Linked DNA regions of Homo sapiens: region 1 is linked to region 2. A link is an interaction called in ENCODE POLR2A ChIA-PET data of the cell type or tissue named here. Cell type or tissue: PC-9. All regions are shown on one strand. Links, peaks and the distances in the headings refer to the core of each region. The heading gives the core; the rest is flanking DNA.

Region 1 (2,923 bases), core at 273-2,772, 190 kb before region 2:
CTCATGGGGGTGAGGGTAGGAGCTGTGGACCATTATTTTCCTTTTTTTTCTTTTTAAAAATAAAATTTGTTCCAAGTTATACCAAGGGAAAAAAAATTTGTTCCAAGTTATACCAAGGGAAAAAAAATGAATTAAGAAAAAAATAAAAAAATTAAATGTTTTTTAGAATATTTTTTGAGTAACAGAAAAATTGTGAAGATAGTACAAAGAGCTCCCATATACCCCACACCCTGATTATTAGCATCTTAGTATGGTAGATTCATCACAATTAATGAACTAATATTGATGTATGATTAAACTCCATGCTTGATTCAGATTTCCTTAGTTTTTGCTTAGTGTCCTTTTTTGTGTTGCAGTATTCCGTATAGGAGACTGTATTACATTTAGTTGTCATATCTCCTGAGGCTCCCCTTGGCTATGACAGTTTCTTAGATTTTCCTTGTTTTTGATGACCCTGACGGTTTTGAAGAGTACTGGTCACATTTTTGTATGTTGTTCCCCTGTTGAGATTTGTCTGATGTTTTTCTCATGATCAAACTGGCTTACGGGTGTTTGAGAGGAAGATCACAGAGGTAAAGTGCCATTTTTATCACAATTCAAGGGTATATATTATTATCATGACTTTTCTACTGACCTTGATTACCTGGCAGAGGTAGTGCTTGTGAAGTTTCTCTGCTTGAAAGTTACTCTTTTTGGCATTGGCGTCCACTCTCCCTCCCCAACTGCAAGACCCCATTGCAGTAGTCCTTCAAAAGAAATTTTTTTAAAAAGTTAAGCCTTTTTCCTCTCTTTCCATACTGTAGAAAGTGAAGGAAGTCACTATGAAGTAAGAGTTATGCTACACTTAAGGAGTAAAGAATTATGCTATACCTCTTTAAGGGTAAAGTATCTACATACTTTTTTAGAAATTATTTTGCATGAAAGAGACCTTTTTTTTTGTAGAAATGGGGTCTTGCTGTGTTGTTCAGGCTGTACTCAGACTCCTGGGCTCGAGGGATCTTCTTGCCTCTGCCTCCCAAGTAGATGGGATTGCAGCCACACACCACTGCACCAGCCTAAATTCTTTAATACTCCCTTAGTTTGTTTGGTCTCTCCAAAGATCTGATTAGGATTGTCTCTAGGCCCCACCTGTTGGAGAATGTAAGCTCAATTTCTCCATCCTAATTCTGTCCAAAATATCTGATCTGTATGGATGTCTGGGAGATAATTTCATTGTATAATTAGAAAGGAAAGGCATGAAATACATTTGTCTGATTGAGGTGACCTATGACTAAGACTCATTTACACTAGAGTCCTCTGTCAGCAGGTACAAATGACTAATATAAATTCCTTTCCAATTTTGGAAATGGAGGGGAAGTTAGAGTAGGAAAGGAATTTGGAAAGCACTGGGCTAAGATAATCAAATAACAAGTTAATATTTATTGTGCACTGGGTGCCGAGACAATTCCAGTTGTTTTCAGTGTGTTTTTCTCATTTAGTCCTGGTACCAATCCTATGCAGTAGGTGTGATTGTTTCCTTCATTTAACAGATGAGGAACCTGAGGCCTAGAAAGGGTGAATAATCTCCTCAAGGTCACACAGCAAGGGAGTGACAGAATAGGATTCTGTAGCATGGACTCCTGGTTGCCTCCTTTTTTCCTCATTTCCTCCTTTTTTGGTGAATGGAATCCCTGTATTTCTGGATGTGGCAATGTACCCACCTATGAAGCTACTTCTTCCAGCCTGTTAATGAGATACAAGTAAAAGTTGTTGAATGGGGTTGCCAGGAAAGTTCTTTAAAGGGGGTTCACTCAACTGCACAGAATACCCTTTTCCCCTTACCATCTTCCTCCCACCTCCTGCCAGGAACAAGGCTGTGTAGCTCACAGTAGCCACCCTGGGCCATGAGGTTACTTTGAGGTTGGAACCGAAGCACTGAGAATAGTGGAGCAGAAAAATAGATGGCCCTGCAGTCCCTGCTGATTAGATAGAGTCACCACATGGGTTTTGATTGCCTGCCTCCTCCTTTACTTAGAAGGAAGGAATAAGAAACTCTACCTTGTTTAAGCCACTGTTATCATAGGCCTCAGCTGGCAGCTGAAGGCAGTTCCTAACTGATAGATTCTAACTTGATCTTATTGTTTCCTTCCTCTTACCACCAAGCTGTAATACATTTTGTTATAAGATACCTAGATTCTTGTTGCTATTTTGTACTTTACTGTAGTGTGACCTTGGACATGTTAGTTAGGTTTTATGAGGCCCCCACTCCACCGTTTTTTTACATCTTTGGAATAGGAATTATTCATGCCCTAACTACTCTGCAGGCTCATTATGGGGAACATGCTTGTAAACTTCAAGTGTTCATGTGTGATGTGTAGTTTTTGAAGTGGTTGTGGCCATCCTTGGGCAAGTGGAAGGGTACCAAAATGGAAGCCTTTAGAATCTGAATATAGTTTTCTGGTTTTGTTATTTTGCCTAGTGCCAACTTCATTCAGAATAAATAAATAGAAGCTGTGAAGGGAGGTGATGTTGTCCCTGCTCTGATGCATTTGAGTAGATTAACAATTGCATTGCTGATGAGCCCTAGAATGCATGCCAGGGCTGCTGCATGGGACTGAGAGTTCATTTGTTTTCAATATGGCTGCCTTCATTATACTGGAGCTTTGTTTCCAGAAGATACGTTAATCAAGGAATCATTATACTGGATGATAGTTAACTGCTTTTTCTCTGAGAGCTGGCCAAGAACAAAGGGCTCAGAAGAAAATGTTTGTACAAGATGTGGAGAATTAGTTTTTCTGGCAATAAATGTCACTATTTCCAAATAGTCCTTTGAAACTAGTGTAGAGGTGTTCACATAACACTCGAAGGCCCCCAGCATATCACCCATGTAAATGATCCTGTCTTATCTTGCTACCACACCCTTTGTTTCTTCATTCCTTCACAA
Region 2 (2,923 bases), core at 162-2,661:
TCCCTTGATGGCCCTAATGAGTTGGCAATCCCATGCTTTCTGTCCTCTTCTGCCAGTTTATTTGCCTTCCCGTTGTAGAATGAGGGAATATTAATTGTGCTCAGAACAGTGTCTGACACATAGTGGGTACTCAATAAATAATCGTGTGTGTGTGTGTGTGTGTGTGTGTGATAACTGGTATTATTTGTTCAAGAGGGATTTTAGATTAGGAGTGGTGAATTTGAGAGGCACAAAGTATAAGAGGGAAAATCAAAGTGCAGCAAGGGTGGCAGTGGCAAAGGAATGAGATTTAAGGGATAGAGGCTTACAAGCAAATGGCATCATTAGGTATAGATCATTGTTGTCATTTAATTCTCAACAATCAAGATAAATGAGTTATACAGAGAAGATTATTCATGCTGCCCTAGGTAGGCCACTATTTACCATGCTTATTCTCAACAGAAACCAGTAATTCTAACTCCTTTTGTCTTACAGGCTGGAGATATAATAACAGAGCTGGAATCTGTAGATGATGACTGGATGAGTGGAGAACTTATGGGAAAATCTGGAATATTTCCCAAAAACTACATACAGTTTCTACAGATCAGCTAGAGGAGAAGCTTGTCTGTGTTCCTTGGCACAAGAACTCACTTGAACTATCACCTTGACTATCAGATATGTTTTTGCACTATTTTTTTTAACTGAAAAAGAAATATCTAAGCTGTACATGGTACACTAGAATTTTCTGAAAGCAGAAAACGTTCAGATTTTGTAGTTAATTTTCATTACAATAGAAACATGCACATGGAAACCCATGAGCTAGGATTCTACCGAGGAAAACATCTAGTGGGATTAGCAAGGTGAAGGGAAAGCATCTGGTGGCATGGCAGCATGGGGAGGCTCACACACAGAAGTTGCACGTGGACATCTGTTTTAATCAGCACAAGTGAATTAACCATGCTTCTTCATTTTTTTACTTTAGTTAAAAAAGAGGACATTTAATATTCTACATGCTGTAACTATCAGGACATGGTTAGCAATCTCAATTTCATTTTTGATATTCAAATTAATTCTTACAGCTTGAGCATATCAGCCTTATTACCAGAGCAAATCCTTCCTTCAGATGGGATAGTTTACTGACTAGTTGGAGCATTTGTAAGCACATGGTGAAATCAGCCCCTGCCCACCAAAATAATCTTTATGTTACCAAGTGATTCCCATTTGTCTAAGGATTTGAAGGGGGTCTAAATTGGATGTATCTTACTTAGTCTAAAGAACCAAAACCATCCCTGAAATGCCTTGCTAATACAACTAATCCTTCCATATATGTGCCATACTTATTTTTTTCCTCAGTGTATACTTTATGTTAACAGGGTTATTACAAAGCACATTTTCTGAATCTGCAATCATTCCTTTGACAATTACTGGACCCAAAGGAAAATTCATTTTCTTTGCATTATTCCAGTAATATATAAAAACTGTGTCTTGTTATAGTAGTACATTATGAATCACATATAAAATCTTACAATACAGAACAACTGTTAAGATGGAAAACAGTGCCAAACCTCCACAGCTCATTTCTTTGTAATATAATCAGAATGAAAAATAATTTAAGAGGACAGAAGACTGGTACTTTTTTGTTTTATTTTTTCTCTAGCTTATCCCTGCACAATTATTAGAGTGAATGAAAAACCACTTTCCTGCTTTCCATTGTTATAAATTCTAAGCTTAAGATAAAAGTGGTTCTTTACATGACTGAATCAATTACAATTTATGGGCTAGAGCCAAATAGGTTGAAGACAATCATCCAAACAGATCAATGGAATAGAATTTCATTGGAAATGTAAAACACTTTCCCAACAATGGTCATGACTTTCTTCTGTTTTTGAGAAGAGTTTCATATGCTGGACCACATTTTAGCTTTTATTGTTTTTTTTTTCCCATTGTCCAAAAAGTTAAGCAACAAGTGGCCACACTTTTACGTGACTACAACCTGGAGTTCTGCAAAGAAGGTAATATTTACTTGGTCTTTGACTAAAGTTATCTCCCCATTCTATGGTTACATTTTATTTTGGACTATGGGGACTTCTAATACGTTTTGGTAAAGAAGAGAGTATAAAGAAAATTCTTGTCAAATTTCACTCAAAAGTAATTTCATGAGAAATCAATGATTTAAAGCATTATCCAAATTAAATTATCATTTGCAGCAAACTGTACAACAGCAGGAAGGATATGGAATGGAACATGAGGTATATATCTTTGCCTTTATAATTTTAACATCTTATATTGAAGATTCTGAAAACCTATCTTTATTAGAGGAAAATCTCAATCTTCAGTTTTGGCCTTCTGTCAGCAGAATGATAAGTGCAATAGTTGTAAATCTACTTGACACTGTAATAAACTGAACTGAACTTTCAAAGTCCCTTTCTCATACTAGACTGAGTTTTTTGAGAATGGAGGTGGTATCTTTTTTTTTTTTTTTTTTGAGACAGGATTTAATTCCCTTTGACCAGGCTGGAGTGCAATGCAATGTTGGCTCACTGCAGCCTCTGCCTCCTGGGCTCAAGTGATTCTCCTGCCACAGCCTCCTGAGTAGCTGGGACTACAGGCGCACACCACCGTGCCCAGCTAATTTCTGGTATTTTTTTTTCTTTTTGTAGAGACAGGGTTTCGCCATGTTGCCCAGGCTGGTTTCAAACACCTGGGCTCAAGCAGTCTGCCTGCCTCAGCCTCCCAAAGTGCTGGTATTACTGCACCTGGCCTGTGGTACCTTATTTATCTTTGTATCTCTAGTCCTTTGCACCATTCAGCCTCAATAAAGGTTGGTTGGTGGGTTGGGTGAGTTGGTTGGTTGGAATGGATGGATGGATGGATGAATGACTTTCACATACAGCAATACCATCTTGGATTCACTCAATATCTTTCCTCTTTAATTTTTGACATA

What was found. Peaks named below come from ENCODE experiments on the same cell type or tissue, not always from the same donor. Only the 100,000 strongest peaks of a DNase experiment are listed, where the experiment ranks them.
Region 1: POLR2A ChIA-PET joins it to region 2 with 10 read pairs; 3 of 35 experiments call an interaction of 5 or more read pairs at or near these places.

The regions. Positions count from the first base shown.
Region 1 is chr4:151,313,804-151,316,726 of GRCh38, reverse strand. The region is part of intron 1 of SH3D19 (SH3 domain containing 19); the gene reads left to right. Among named protein-coding and RNA genes, the nearest start is that of SH3D19, 10 kb to the left of the region's middle. RefSeq lists an enhancer at 559-1,758. In PC-9, for the core only: no CTCF peak of the experiment used is centred there; a DNase peak (open chromatin) is centred at 1,316; H3K27ac peaks cover 2,278 bases.
Region 2 is chr4:151,119,759-151,122,681 of GRCh38, reverse strand. SH3D19 (SH3 domain containing 19) reads left to right here. Exons shown (of 20, transcript NM_001378122.1): 20 at 475-2,401. The coding sequence ends at 591. Among named protein-coding and RNA genes, the nearest start is that of SH3D19-AS1, 3.0 kb to the left of the region's middle. In PC-9, for the core only: no CTCF peak of the experiment used is centred there; no DNase peak of the experiment used is centred there.